Linked DNA regions of Homo sapiens: region 2 is linked to region 1. Evidence: read pairs that join two places in POLR2A ChIA-PET (ENCODE). Cell type or tissue: PC-9. All regions are shown on one strand.

Region 1 (8,000 bases):
GCATAAGGGAAGCCATTCATGGGGCATGTATTGGTGAAAAGCTGTGCCCTCAAATACTTCACTCCTTGCAATTCCTTTTTATAGGCATCACCTCCAGAATCTACTTGAAGTGGATGACACTGACTTCCATGAACTGTTTTCCTGTGAGTAATTTCTCCATTTTAGACAGAGTTATCCATGGGAAGGTGAGTCTGATCAAGCTGCTTGACCATGATCAGAACAATTTGCTTCCCCATTGCATCATCAAACTTTAATTTAAAAAGCCCCACTTTCTGTCCGTCCCCATAGCTCCTCCCTCACCCACCAAAATGAGTCACTTGGGGCAGTGGTGGGCAGATGATTTCAGATATCCTGATCTCAATTCCCTGATGTCAGTACGTCTGCACATTCTTTGTTTTTTTTTTTTCAACTTTTAAGTTCTGGAGTACACATACAGGATATGCAGGTTTGTTACATAAGTAAACATGTGCCATCGTGGTTTGCTGCAAAGATCATAGCATTACCTAGGTATTAAGCCCAGCATCCATTAGTTATTCCTCTTGAAGCTCTCCCTCCCCCAGCTCCCTGCTCCAAGAGGCCCCAGTGTGTGTTGCTTCCCTCTAGGTGTCCATGTGTTCTCATCATCAAGCTCCCACTAATAAGTGAGAACATGTGGTATTTTGTTTTCTGTTCCTGCATTAGTTTGCTGAGGGTGATGGCTTCCAACTCCATCCATGTCCCTGCAGAGGAGATGATCTCATTCCTTTTTATGGCTGTATAGTATTCCATGGTGTGTATGTACCACATTTTCTTTATCCAGTTTATCATTGATGGGCATTTAGGTTGATTCCATATCTTCGCTATTGCGAGTAGTGCTGCAATAAACATATGCATGCATATATCTTTATAATAGAATGATATATATTCCTTTGGATATATACCTACTAATGGGATTGCTGGGTCAAATGGTATTTCTGCCTCTGGATTTTTGAAAAATCACAACACTGTCTTTCACAGTGCAAACCACCGTGAAACTAATTTACACTCCCACCAACAGTGTAAAAGTTTTCATTTTTCTCCACAATCTTGCCAGCATCTGTTGATTTTTGACTTTTTAATAATAGCCATTCTGACTGGCATGACATGGTATGTCATGTATATCATTGTCATTTTGATTTGCATTTCTCTAATAATACACTTATTATTTAGGAGCTTTTTTTCATATATTTTTTGGCCGCATGTGTATATTTTAAGAAGTGTCTGTTCATGTCCTTCGCCACTTTTTAACAGTGTTATTTGTGTTTGTCTTTTAAATTTGTTTAAGTTACATGTAGCTTCTGGATATTAGACCTTTGTCCAATAGATAGATTGCAAAAATTGTCTCCCCTTCTGTAGGTTGTCTGTTCACTCTGATGATGGTTCCGTTTGCTGTGTGGAAGCTCTTAAGTTGGATTAAATTCCAGTCGTCAATTTCTGCTTTTGTTATAATTGCTTTTGGAGATTTCATCATGAAATCTTTGCCCATACCTATGTCTTCAACGGTATTGCCTAGATTTTCTTCTAGGGTTTTTATTTTAAATTTATACTTTAAGTTCTGGGGTACATGTGCAGAATATACAGGTTTGTTACATAGGTATAAATGTGCCATGGTGGTTTGCTGCACCTATCAACCCATCATCTATATTAGGTATTTCTCCTAATGCTCTCCCTCCTCTAGCCCCCGCTGTGTGTGATATGCCCCTCCCTGTGTCTATGTGTTTTCATTTTTCAACTCCCACTTATGAGTGAGAACATGTGGTGTTTGGTTTTCTGTTCCTGTGTTAGTTTGCTGAGAGTGATGGTTTCCAGCTTCATCATGTCCCTGCAAAGGACATGAACTCATCCTTTTTTATGGCTGCATAGTATTCCATGGCATATATGTGCCACATTTTCTTTATCCATTCTATCATTGATGGGCATTTGGGTTGGTTCCAAGTCTTTGCGATTGTGAATGGTGCCACAATAAAAATATATGTGTGTGTGTGTGTGTGTGTGTGTGTGTGTCTTTATCGGAGAATGATTTATAATCCTTTGGGTGTATACCCAGTAATGAGATTACTGGGTCAAATGGTATTTCTATGACCAGTGATGATGAGCTTTTTTTCATATGTTTGTTGGCTGTATAAATGTCCTCTTTTGAGAAGTGTCTGTTCTGATGGGGTTGTTCGTTGCTTGTAAATTTGCTTAAGTTCCTTGTAGATTCTGGATATTAGCCCTTTGTCAGATGGATAGATTGAAAAAATTTTCTCCCATTCTGTTTGTTGCCTGTTCACTCTGATGATAGTTTCTTTTGCTACATAGAAGCTCTTTAGTTTAATTAGACTCCATTTGTCAATTTTGGCTTTTGTTGCCATTGCTTTTGGTGTTTTCTCATGAAGTCCTTGCCCATGCCTATGTCCTGAATGGTATTGCCTAGATTTTCTTCTGTGGTTTTTAGGGTTTTAGGTCTTAAGTCCTTAATCCATCTTGAGTTAATTTTTGTATAAGGTATATGGAAGGAGTCCACTTTCAGTTTTCTGCATATGGCTAGCCAGATTTCCCAACACCATTTATTAAATAGGGTATGCTTTCCCCATTGCTTGTTTTTGTCAGGTTTGTCAAAGATCAGATGGTTGTAGATGTGTGGTGTTATTTCTGAGGCCTCTGTTCTGTTTCATTGGTCTATATATCTGTTTTGGTACCAGTACCATGCTGTTTTGGTTACTGTAGACTTGTAGTATAGTTTGAAGTCAGGTAGAGTGATGCCTCCAGCTTTGCTCATTTTGCTTAGGATTGTCTTGACTATGCAGGCCAAGACATACATTTCATATGGAATTTAAAGTAGTTTTTCCCAATTCTGTGAAGAAGGTCAATGATAGCTTGATGGGAATGGAATGGAATCAATAAATTACTTTGGGCAGTTTGGCCATTTTCACGATATTGATTCTTCCTATCCATGAGCATGGAATGTTTTTCCATTTGCTTGTGTCTTCTCTTATTTCCTTGAGCAGCTCTTAGCAGTCGTCCTTGAAGAGGTCCTTCACATCTCTTGTAAGTTGTATTCCTAGGTTTTTAATTCTCTTTGTAGCAATTGTGAATGGGAGTTCACTCATGATTTGGCTCTCTGTTTGTCTGTTATTGGCATGTAGGAATGCTTGTGATTTTTGCACATTGATTTTTTATCCTGAGAATTTGCTGAAGTTGCTTATCAGCTGAGGACACTTTGGGCTGATACGATGGGGTTTTCTAAATATACAATCATGTCATCTGCAAACAGAGACGATTTGACTTCCTCTCTTCCTATTTGAATACCCTTTATTTCTTTCTCCTGCCTGATTGCCCTGGCCAGAACTTCCAAAACTATGTTGAATAGGAGTGGTGAGAGAGGGCATCCTTGTCTTGTGCTGGTTTTCAAAGGGAATGCTTCCAGTTTTTGCCCATTTGATATGATATTGACTGTGGGTTTGTCATAAGTAGCTCTTATTATTTTGAGATACGTTCCATCAGTACTTAGTTTATTGAGAGTTTTTAGCATGAAGAGGTGTTGAATCTTGTCAAAGGACTTTTTTACATCTATCGAAATAATCATGTGGTTTTTGTCACTGGTTCTGTTTATGTGATGGATTACATTTATTGAATTGTGTATGTTGAACCAGCCTTGCATCCCTGGTATGAAGCCGACTTGATCATGGTAGATAAGCTTTTTGATGTGCTGCTGGATTCGGTTTGCCAGTATTTTATTGAGGATTTTCGCATTGATGTTCATCCAGGATTTTGTCCTGAAAACTTTTTTTCTTGTTTCTCTGACAGGTTTTGATATCAGGATAATGCTGGCTTCATAAAATGAGTTAGGGAGGTTTCCCTCTTTTTCTACTGTTTGGAATAGTTTCAGAAGGAATGGTATCAGCTCCTCTTTGTACTTCTGGTAGAATTCGGCTGTGAATCAGTCTGTTCCTGGACTTTTTTTGGTTGAAAGGTTATTAATTACTGCCTCAATTTCACAACCTATTATTTGTCTATTCAGGGATTTGACTTCTTCCTGGTTTAGACTGGGAGGGTGTATGTGTCCAGGAATTTATCCATTTCTTCTAGATTTTCTAGTTTATTCATGTAGAGGTGTTTATAGTATTCTCTGATGGTAGTTTGTATTTCTGTGGGATCAGTGGTGATATCCCCTTTATCATTTTTTATTGTGTCTATTTGATTCTTCTCTCTCTTCTTCTTTATTACTCTGGCTAGCGGTCTATCTATTTTGTTGATCTCAAAAAAACAGGTTCTAGATTCATTTATTTTTGGAGGGTTTTTTGTGCCTCTATCTCCTTCAGTTCTGCTCTGATCTTAGTTATTGTCTTCTGCTAACTTTTGAATTTCTTTGCTGTTGCTTCTATAGTTCTGTTAATTGTGATGTTAGGGTGTCAATTTTATATCTTTCCTGCTTTCTTTTGTGGGCATTTACTGCTATAAATTTCCCTCTACACACTGCTTGAAATGTGTCCCAGAGATTCTGGTACATTGTGTCTTTGTTCTGATTGGTTTGAAAGAATGTCTTTATTTCTGCCTTAATTTCATTATTTACCCAGTAGTCATGCAGGTTGTTCAGTTTCCATGTAGTTGTGCAATTTTGAGTGAGTTTCTTAATTCAGAGTTCTAATTTGATTTCACTGTGGTCTGAGAGAATGTTTGTTATGATTTCCATTCTTTTGCATTTGCTGAGGAGTGTTTTACTTCCCATTATGTGGTTGATTTTAGAATAAGTGCAATGAGGTGCTAAGAAGAATGTATATTCTGTTGATTTGGGGTGGAGAGTTCCATAGATGTCTATTAGGTCTACTTGGTCCAGAGCTAAGTTCAAGTCCTGAATATCCTTGTTAATTTTCTGTCTTGTTGATCTGTCTAATATTGACAGTATGGTGTTAAAATCTCCCACTATTATTGTGTGGGAGTCTGTGTTTCTTTGTAGGTCTCTAAGAACTTGCTTTATGAATCTGGGTGCTCCTGTATTGGGTGCTTATATATTTAGGATTGTTAGCTCTTCTTGTTGAATTGATCCCTTTACCATTATATAATGGCCTTCTTTGTCTCTTTTGATCTTTGTTGGTTTAAAGTCTGTTTTATCAGAGACTAGGATTGCAACCCCTGCTTTTTTTTGCTTTCCATTTGCTTGGTAAATATTCCCCGATCCCTTTATTTTTAGCCTATGTGTGTCTTTTTCACATGAGATGGTTCTCTGAATACAGCACACAGATGTGTCTTGACTCTTTATCCAATTTGCCAGCCTGGTGGTGATGACAAAATCTCTCAGCATTTGTTTGTCTGTAAAGGCTTTTATTTCTCCTTCACTTATGAAGCTTAGTTTGGCTGGATATGAAATTCTGGGTTGAAAATTCTTTTCTTTAAGAATGTTGAATATTGGCCCCCCTCTCCTCTGGCTTGTAGGGTTTCTGCAGAGAGATCCACTGTAAGTCTGCTGGGCTTCCCTTTGTGGATAAACCAGACTTTCTCTCTGGCTGTCCTTAATATTTTTTCTTTCATTTCAACCTTGGTGAATCTGACAATTATGTGTCTTGGGGTTGCTCTTCTCAAGGAGTATCTTTGTGGTGTTCTCTGTATTTCCTGAATTTGAATGTTGGGCTTTCCTGCTAGGTTGGGGGAATTCTCCTGGATAATATCCTGAAGAGTGCTTTCCAACTTGGTTTCATCACTCCATCACTTTCAGGTACAGCAATGAAATGTAGATTTGGTGTTTTCACATAGTCTCATATTTCTTGGAGGCTTTCTTCATTCCTTTTTATTTTTTTCCTCTAACCTTGTCTTGTCACTTTATTTTATTAAGTTGATATTCAATCTCTGATATCCTTTCTTCCACTTGATTGGTTTGGGTATTGATACTTGCGTATGCTTCACGAAGTTCTTGTGCTGTGTTTTTCAGCCCCATCAGGTCATTTATGTTCTTCTCTAAATTGGTTATTCTAGTTAGCAATTTGTCTAACCTTTTCTCAAGGTTCTTAGCTTCCTTGCATCGGGTTAGAACATGCTCCTTTAGCTGAGAGGAGTTTGTTATTACCCATCTTCTGAAGTCTGTCAATTCATCAAACTCATTCTCCATCCAGTTTTGTCCCCTTGCTGGTGAGGAGTTGTGATCCTTTGGAAGAGAAGAGGCATTCTGGTTTTTGGAATTTTCAGGCTTTTTGCACTGGGTTCTCCCCATCTTTGTGGATTTATCTACCTTTGGTCTTTGATGTTAGTGATCTTCCGATGGGGTCTCTGACTGAACGTGCTATTCCTTTTTGCTTGTTAGTATTCCTTCTAACAGGCCCTTCTGCTGCAGGTCTGCTGGTGTTTGCTGGAGGTCCACTCCAGACCCTGTTTTCCTGGGTATCACCGGCAGCGGCTGCAGAACAGCAAAGATTGCTGCCTGTTCTTTCCTCTGGAAGCTTTGTCCGAGAGGGGCACCTGCCAGATGCCAGCCAGAGCTCTCCTATATGAGGTGTATGTTAGGCCCTACTGGGAGGTGTCTTCCTGTCAGGATACACGGGGGTGAGCGACCCACTTGAGGAGGCAGTCTGACCCTTAGCAGAGCTTGAACACTGTGCCAGGACATCTGCTGCTGTCTTCAGAGCCATCAGGCAGGGACATTTAACTCTGCTGAAGTTGTGCCCACAGCCACCCCTTCCCCCCAGGTACTCTGTCAGCCCCTGACTTCGACTGCTGCCTTATTTTCAGAGATGCCCTGCCCAGAGAGAAGGAATCTAGAGAGGCAGTCTGGCCACAGTGGACTTGCTGAGCTGTGGTGGGCTCCGCCCATTTCTAACTTCCCAGTGGCTTTCTTTACACTGTGAGGGTAAAACTGCCTACCCATGCTTCACCAATGGCAGACATCCCTCCCCTCACCAAACTTGAGCTTCCCAGGTCAACCTCAGACTGCTGTGCCTACAGCGAGAATTTCATGCCAGTGGATCTTAGCTTGCTAGGCTCCATTCAAGTGGGACCCACCAAGCTATACCACTTGGCTCCCTGGCTTCAGTCCCCTTTCCAGGGGAGTGAATGGTTCTGTCTCAGTGGCATTCCAGGTGCCACCGTGTTATGAAAAAAAACTGCGGCTAGCTCAGTGTCTGCCCAAACGGCTGCCCACTTTTGTGCTTGAAATCCAGGGTCCTGGTGGTGTAGGCACTGGAGGGAATCTCCTGGCCTGGGGGTTGTGAAGACCATGGGGAAAACAGTATCTGGGTCGGAGTGCATCATTCCTCATGGCGCAGTCCCTCATGGCTCCCTTTGGGTAGGGGTGAGAATTCCCCGACGTTTTGCACTTCAAGGGTGAGGCGATGTCCCACCCTGCTTCTGCTCTCCCTCCATGGGCTGCACCCACTGTCCAACCAGTCCCATTGAGATGAACCAGGTGCCTCAGTTGGAAATGCAGAAATCACCACCTTCTGTGTCAGTCTCGCTGGGAGCTGCAGACTGGAGCTCTTCCTATTCAGCCATCTTGCCAGAAGTCCTCCATTTTTTTACATTGGTAGAGTATAACCCTCATTGACAAAATCAACCTTCTGTCAGAATAACACCTCATTCTCTGAGGCAAATGTACTTGTAACAGGCATAATAGAGCATCTGGCATGTTAGAAGTGTTGTAGATCTTGATGTGAATGGTGTTTATGAAAGTTTATACACGTGTAAATATTCATTAATGTTTATACTTAATATGATTGCTCTTAACTGCATTTATTTTATATTTCAACAGAGCAAAAGAAAACATGAAAGAACTAGATATGCAAAAAAATAAAATGACATACCAAGTATAGTGGTGCATGCCTGTAGCCCTAGCTTCTTGGGAAGCTGAGATGGGAGCATTGCTTCTGCTTAGGCATTTGAGTTATGCCTGGGTAACATAGGGAGACCCCATGTCTAAATAGAAATAAAAACAAGACACATAGAGAAGTTTGAGAATAAAATATAGACAACAGAATAAAACCCCACATTAACATAAATCTTGGAATTCTCTGAAA
Region 2 (8,000 bases), 80 kb before region 1:
ACCGCAAAGCCATTTGGGCCTGTTTTTCTTTGTGGGAAGTGTGTGTGTGTGTGTGTGTGTGTGTGTGTGTCTGTATGTGTGCGTGTTTTGGATAGGGAGTGTAAGGAATGAAGTTATACTTCATTTGACAAATTAAAAAATATCTCTTTCATCTTCCCCCTTTGTGTGGGTCCTCTTCTCCTTTCTCACCTGAATTAAAAAAATAAACCCTCTAATGAGGTATAGTTGACATGCAAAAAGCTATACATATTTAATGTATACAACTTGATGAGTTTGAAGATAAGTAAACACCCATGGAACTGTCACCACAATCTATGCCATAAACCTATTCATCACCTTCAAAAGTTTCCTCCCACCCTCTTATTATTATTATTATTTTGGTAATAAGAACACTTAATATATCTCCTTAGCAAGATTTTAAGTATGTAATACAGTGTTGTTAACTGTTGGCATTATGCTGTACAGTAGATCTCTAGTAGTTACTGTCTGTGTAGCTGAAATTTTGTACCCCTTGGTGGATACCTTCCTGTTTTCTCCTCTCCACCAGCTCCTGGCAACCACCAATTCACTTTCCAGATCTATGAGTTAGACTTTTTTTTTTTTTTTTTGAGACAGATCTTGCTGTGTCACCCAGGCTGGAGTGCAGTGGTGTGATCTCTGCTCACTACAACCTGCACCTCCCGCGTTCAAGTGATTCTCCTGCCTCAGCCTCCTGAGTAGCTGGGATTACAGTCATATGCCACCATGCCTGGCTAATTTTTTTATTTTTAGTAGAGATGGGGTTTTGCCATGTTGGCCAGGCTGGTCTCGAACTCCTGGCCTCAAGTGATCTGCCCACCTTGGCCTCCCAAAGTGCTGGGATTACGGGTGTAAGCCACCTTGCCCAGCCAAGATTGTTTTCTTAATTTCCTTTTTGATAATTTATTGTAGTGTATAGAAACACAACTGATTTTTGTGTATTGATCTTGTATCCTGAAACTTTGTTAAATTTGTTTATCCTAATTTTTTTGGTTAATCTTTAGACTTTTCTTTATACCATATGTAGAAATATAATTTTCTGCACATCTATAAGATCATGTAATCTGCAAACAGAGATAATCTTACTTCTTCCTTTCTGATTTGAATACTTCTTTTTTCCTTTTATTTTCTACTTACTCTGGCTAGGAATTATAATACTATGTTGGATAGAAGTGGTGAGAATGTGTATCATTTCCTTGTTCCAGATATGAGAGAAAAGCTTTCAGTTTTTGACCATTGAGTATGATGTTAGTTAGCTATGTGCTTTTTATATATGGCCTTTATTGTGTTGAGGTAAGTTCCTTCTCTACCCAATTTCTTGAGAATTTTTATCATCAAAAGGTGTTGAATCTTGTGGAATGCTTTTGCTGTGTCTTTTGAGATTATCATGTCATCTTTGTCCCTCATTCTGGTAGAATGCATCTGTGAAGGCATTTGGTGCTGGGCTTTTCTTTGTTGGAAGGTTTTTGATTACTAATTTAATCTCTTTGTTAGTTATTGGTATGTTCTGACTTTTTAATTCTTTATGATTCAGTCTTGGTAGGTTGTATGTTTTTAGGACTTTATCCATTTTTTCTAAGTGGTCTATTTTGTTGACATATAATTTTTTTCCTTTCTTTTTTTTTGAGATGGAGTTTTGCTCTTGTCACCCAGGCTGGAGTGCAGTGGCATGATCTTGGCTCCCTGCAACCCCCGCCTGCTGAGTTCAAGGGATTCTCCTGCCTCAGCCTGCTGAGTAGCTGAGATTACAGGCATCTGCCATCACACCCGGCTAATTTTTGTATTTTTGTAAAGACGGGGTTTCACCATGTTGGCCAGGATGGTCTTGAACTCTTGACCTCAAGTGATCCACTGGCCTCGGCCTCCGAAAGTGCTGGGATTTCAGGCATGCACCACCACACCTGGCTTTGTTGACATATAATTATTCATAGGGATTCTATAGGGATTCTTCACATTTCTATGGCATGAGTTGGAGTTTCTCCTCTTTCACTTCTGATTTTATTTCTTTGTGTATTTTTCTCATTTGTTTTTCTTAGTTCTAAGGTTTGTTGATTTTGTAGGAAGATTTTTTTTCTAAGAAAATCCTAAGGAACATTTTATTTTTCAATTTCATTTATTTCATTTTTGTTTATACTTTAGTATGCAAGGAACATTTTAATTTTTTCTTATTTTTTGAGAGGAAAATTACATGCTCATTTTATTCATGTCTCTAAATGCAAAGGCCCAAACAAATAAAAATTAAGAAATTAAATCCAAGAAAATAAAAAGAAAGAAATGCAACGAAAATTTAACATTTGAAAATATTTTTAATTAACTCTATTAATAGAGAAAAACTATTTTACCTTTTTAATAGGATCAGAAAACACATTTAATATAATGTAGTACCTATTCATGATTACTGGAAAAAACAAACATATAAACCTCAATGTATTAGGTTAACTTCCACATCCTGTTAAATAATATGTAGTGAAACTGGATAGGCAAACAAAAAACAAAAAATAGAACTCTACAGTAAACATTATCTTTAACAAAATTGGGTCAATTTCAGAATGATACAATAGTTAAAGTAAATACTAATATTTGTTTCATTCAGGTTGAGAACTTACTATTTCCTTTTGACCAATGTTAAAAAAAGGCGAGATAGGCGTGAAAGCAAAGGACTATCTTAAAATGAATAATGGTAATTTCATAAGTGCTGCTAATTTGAGTCTGCTTTTATGTAATAAAATCCTAGACACAGCATTTGCCCTACCATCTTAGTATTGCTTCCTATGCCCATACTGTGAATTCAGCTACATCATTTGGGAATCACATTACAGTATTTATAATAATCGACACCCGAGCAGCTGACTAGTGGCTTAGACTTCCCACTTTAGTATATTTTTAGTTCAAGTACAGAATGCTTATTATGGTGCATTCAAAATAGTTGTCTTTATTTTGCACATATCTTTTTAATAGCAATTTTTTTTATTCGATTTCTCCATATTTGAAACTTGAACTACATTAAAGGGATATTCTGCAAAATTGTCAGCATCTCCTTCCCTCATTCCTGTGTCTGGGCTTTGTATTCCAAAAGGATATTGAGGTGGAAATAAAAGCAATAATGTGAGATTATCCTTGGGGTGAATTTAGAGAATGGTGGACTTTCCTCATTGCCTACCTTTATGTCAGAAATTTAGATAAACAACTGTAAGAGCTCACTTAATAATATCTGTCATAATCATTACTATGATCTCCTACCTGGACAATATAAGGTGGCAATGGCTTCCCCAGAGAGCTTGGCTTCAATTTTATTGTTTTGGAAGTGGCACAGAGTAGACCCTGTTCAAAGAAATGCAGACAAGTTTTTCTTTAAAAAAGCAATAAATTAATGGATCTAGTTATTGATCATAACCAGACATTATGTGCCTCCTAACAGAACAACATTACACAGTCTAACAAGTAATCTTGATTAAAAAAAAATCAAGCAGGAGTGTGACTAAATTAACCTCTAGGTCAATTTACAGGAAATGCAGGGGAACAGAAGAACATGTAAACCATACTGCAATTAGCAAAATCCAGGCTGTGAAATATTCAAAAGAACCAACAACTCAGTTTTTTAAAATAACAAATTCAAGGAAAAAAGAAGGTAATGAGGAAATTCATAGATTAAAAGATACACAAAAGTCTTACCAACTAGCCACAATGTGTGTGCTTAATTGGAACAAATGGTAGCAAGAAAACATGCATGACTTAGATGATGGATGAAAATGTCAGTGGTAGATATTTGTTAATAAAAGGCAATTACTGTTAACTTTCAGGTATAATTGGAGAATATGTTTGTTTTTTAGTGCCTTTTTTTTAAATATACTAAAGCTATTTATGAGAAAATATTGTTTTTGGGATTGTAGAGGAGTAATGATAAAACAGGATTAGGTAATAATTGATGAAATGGGCAGTGGATGCATGGGAATTCAAATACAGTTTTGTCTATTTTTGTCTTTTGAGATTTTCAATAATAAATGTCTCAAAAATAAGTAATTGTTGGCTGCTGAGAAATACTTCAGCATACATGCAGGGCACCCCAAAGAGGGCACAGAGGTCTACCTTGGAGGACATGAGAACTGGATCTTGGATGAGTCAACCATGGGTGTAATGGGATGGAGAAAATTTTATTTATTAGAATTTTACCCCTAAAGTGCTGGGACTATAGGCATGAGCCACTGTTCCCAGCCTAGAACAGGAATTATTTCTGTCTTCTACATAGTTATTTTTCCAGTACCTATTGCTGTGTCTTACACGGAAAGAGACTTAATATTTTCTTGTGTTTACATGCTAACAAATTGGGAGCCCCCAGATTCTGAATGTTTTTGAGGATGGCCATAGTAATCTCTCTCTAGTGTACCGCAGTAACTAGTTTTATGGTTCCTTTAAGAACTCCTCCTTCCCTTCATCTAATCTGGTGGGACTATTAATCATGGTTCTGTAGATCCACTTTTTGGCATGAACAAATGTCTCAGGTTAGGCCCCTTAAGTTATAGTCCAAGGGAAAAGCATATGACAGAAGCATGGACAATCAGAGTCTGTTCCAAGAATTTTCCAAAGTAGAGGTAGAAGTAGGGCTATTTTGATCTTGTCTGAAGGAGTGGTGACTCCAGAGTTGCTGGTGTTAATCTTGTCTGCTTTGTGGAAGAAACTCATCAGAGAACAACTCAGAGAAAAAAGCAGATGGAGCAATTGAGAGGGAGAGAAAGAGAGAGCTGATGTTTTAAGAGTTTTTTTAGTCCTGGTGTTTTGGCCTCTCCAGTCTTGATTCCGTAAGCCTTGAAGCTATTCCCAGCAAAATGGACTTATAATTTCCACTTTTGCTCAGGCTTGTTTGAAATATGTTTCCATCACTTGCATCCCAAATAATGCTCACAAAACACAAGACTCCTTAGCTATTGCCAGTACATTACAATTAAATGGAAGATGTACATTTTCTCCCATGCAGGTTGTGTGACTAACTAAAAATGCCAAGTTTATTAGGTGTTGCTGGAGTCATATCAACTTAGTGTATCAACCTTGCCTTATTTCAGATGTTCTGAGTGTCAGTTATATTTGTATTTCATAAAAAGAAAGATAAAGCCAAAATCATTACTGCCTAAGATGTGCTGTTTTCTTGCTAGACAGAATCATTCACAACCTGAGATCAGTGGGGAAATACAATGCAATGAGTCCTGGGTGCTGAAAATGTCAACTCTTTGGATGTAATTAAATGGATCTGTGAGTGTAGTATAGACAGAATCTGAGACAGAATTTGATCATTTCTCAAGTTCCCTCTTTTACAGTTTTGAATTGTAACTTGCGTACCAAGCGTGAGCTTGACTATGAGGTCTCAAAGTTTTGAACCTTGTGTTCTGAATTTTCTTTAGCTTTCTAAGTGAGGATGTTTCCTGAGCCATATGGAACTACATAGCTCCACCAGGGTCCTCAAACTATAGACCTCTCCCCAGAGCCTAGGCTATCAATTTGGCTGTTTTGTCTTCTCCCACACAGTCTGAGGTTTTCTTAGTCACCAAAGAATTTTTTTTGGACGTATGACAGAACTAAGTCCTATAAAAAGGCTTTGGTGTTACCAAGATTATGGAATTCCCTTCTTAGTATAATTAATAAAAACAGTAGTAATATATAAAACAAATGTAAGAAATCCCCCTGCCCCCCACCACAAATTCTTATTTCTCCCATGCTATTTGAATGTTTTAAAAACATTGGGTATTCAATTCTCTCAAAAATATTTTGTGTTTTTGCTTCTCAGGAAGCCTATTTTATGGACCATCTGGCAGTGAATGCAGTTAATCCAGGCAACACTTCCCTATTTTCTTTTTCTTTTTCTTTTTTTTTTTTGAGATGGAGTCTCACTCTGTCCCCAGGCTGGAGTGCAGTGGTGCGATCTTGGCTCACTGCAACCTCCGCCTCCCAGATTCAGGTGATTCTCCTGCCTCAGCCTCCCGAGTAGCTGGGACTGCAGGTGCGTGCCACCACACCCGGCTAATTTTTTGTATTTTTAGTAAATACAGGGTTTCACATGTTGGCCAGGATGGTCTCAATCTCTTGACCTTGTGATTTGCCTGCCTTGGCCTCCCAAAGTGCTGGGATTACAGGCGTGAGCCACTGCTCCTGGCCCACTTCTCTATTTTCTTTTGTTCCTATCTACCTGGAAAACACTGAAACCAATTCATGTAAAAATTTGGCCACCAGCCTAAGGTACCAGCTCTACATTCTTATCTGTGGTGTTTCCATCATATAAGCTTTCCTGCTTATTTTCATCCTCATGTTGCAGGAACAGGACTGTTTGTTCCCTGACTCTTTCCTTCCAGAAACTTTTCACATGGTGTCTAGATAGAACATCAATTGAGTGGTTAAGGAACTATTCTACATCCACATCTATATCCTCTTTACTGGATGTTCTCTTCATCAGTTACCTTTCCAGAGACCTGGCTCTTCCATGGGAAGAGGTTTCTACTTATTTTTTTCAAGTGGGGGATGTTGATCCTTTTATATTCCTTGGGTTTGGCATCTTTTGAGCTCCCAATACCACCTTCTGACCATTACTTCTCTGACGCTATGTGCAATTCCCTTGTCTTTTTGAGATTCATGCCATTTACATTTACCACCCTATACCACTCTTTGTTGTCTATAATTTACCAACCTCTCAGTCATTCCTTATCCATTAAGGCCTTCAGCATGAGGTTCATTATCTTTCCTTTGATTCCAGGTCCCGCTGTCATCCCTAGTGCCTCCTGCAGCCATATGAATGATCAGTTCTACCCCCAGTCTCTTCCTTCCTTGATCCTGATCTCCAGGGAGTGTGATGTGTCTCCTCAAAATTTATGTGCTAATTCCCTACTGCTCACTGTGATGGTATTTGGAGATGAGGCCTTTGGGAGGTCATTGGGTTTAGATGAGGTCATGAGGGTGGCACTCTCATGATGGGATTAGTGCCCTTATAAGAAGAGATGCTGGGCACAGTGAATTGTGTCTGTCATCTTGGATATGCTGGGTTGCTGAGGTGGGAAGGTCCCTGAGGCCAGGAGTTTGAAACCAGTCTGGGCAACATAGCAAGTCTGTGTCTGTGCTAAAAAATAAAATAAAATAAATAGCAAGCATGGTGGTGCACACCTGTAGTCCCAACTGTTTGAGAGGCTGAGGTTGGAGAATCTCTTGATCCCAGGAGTTTGAGGCTGCAGGGAGCTATGGTCACACCACTGCACTCTAGTTTGGGGCAATAAAGCAAGACCCTGCCTCTCTTTAAAAACAAACAAACAAACTGAAAGACACTAAAGAGCTTGGAAAGAGCTTGGTCTCTCTCTCTCTCCCTGTCTGTGAGAACACCATGAGAAGTTGGTAGTCTGCAACCTAGAAGAGGACTCTTCCTAAAACCCGGCCTTTCTGGCACTCTGATCTTGGACTTCCAGCCTCTAGAACTGTGAGAAAAATAACTTTGGTTGTTTAAGCCACTCAATCTATGATATTTTGTTACAGCAGCCTGAGCAGACTAAGACAATTATCTTCAGTCCTTCCAGCTCCATTGACATCTCCAGTGCCTTGTCTTCTCACCACTGATCTGCCTTTTCTTGAATTCCCTTCCTTCTCTGATCAGCTTAGTTTCTTAGTCTTTCATCTTAATGCCAATATCCCTATATCCCTTGCCTGCTGCCCTTTTATTGCACCTTCTTGGCAAAATGTTAATCCTGTTCCAATCTAACTGTCCACTTTTACCATGCTTTTCATCTGTGTTTTAGAGTGATATTGGAGAAAATGACACAACTAAATAGTTAGTGACTTTGAAGATTAATGCTCTCCAACCTCAAATGTGCTCTTATCATAACCCATTTCTCCTTTATTTTCATAATCTACTCTTTCTTCCATTTTCAGCAGTGATAATTTTAAACATCCTCCACTCAGACTTGTACCCCATCATTTTTTCATTCTTATCACATGATATTGCCTTATACTCCACA

What was found. ChIA-PET counts read pairs that join two places held together with the same protein. Peaks named below come from ENCODE experiments on the same cell type or tissue, not always from the same donor. Only the 100,000 strongest peaks of a DNase experiment are listed, where the experiment ranks them.
Region 2: POLR2A ChIA-PET joins it to region 1 with 10 read pairs; 2 of 35 experiments call an interaction of 5 or more read pairs at or near these places.

Annotation. Positions count from the first base shown.
Region 1 is chr10:95,135,379-95,143,378 of GRCh38, reverse strand. It overlaps LOC107984257 (a long non-coding RNA gene), which reads left to right. Exons shown (of 10, transcript XR_007062253.1): 7 at 1-8,000. Among named protein-coding and RNA genes, the nearest start is that of ACSM6, 55 kb to the left of the region's middle. In PC-9, no CTCF peak of the experiment used is centred here; no DNase peak of the experiment used is centred here.
Region 2 is chr10:95,215,230-95,223,229 of GRCh38, reverse strand. ACSM6 (acyl-CoA synthetase medium chain family member 6) reads right to left here. Exons shown (of 11, transcript NM_207321.3): 9 at 3,259-3,339. All of the region lies in intron 3 of LOC107984257 (a long non-coding RNA gene), which reads left to right. Among named protein-coding and RNA genes, the nearest start is that of ACSM6, 25 kb to the right of the region's middle. In PC-9, no CTCF peak of the experiment used is centred here; a DNase peak (open chromatin) is centred at 1,939; H3K27ac peaks cover 3,151 bases.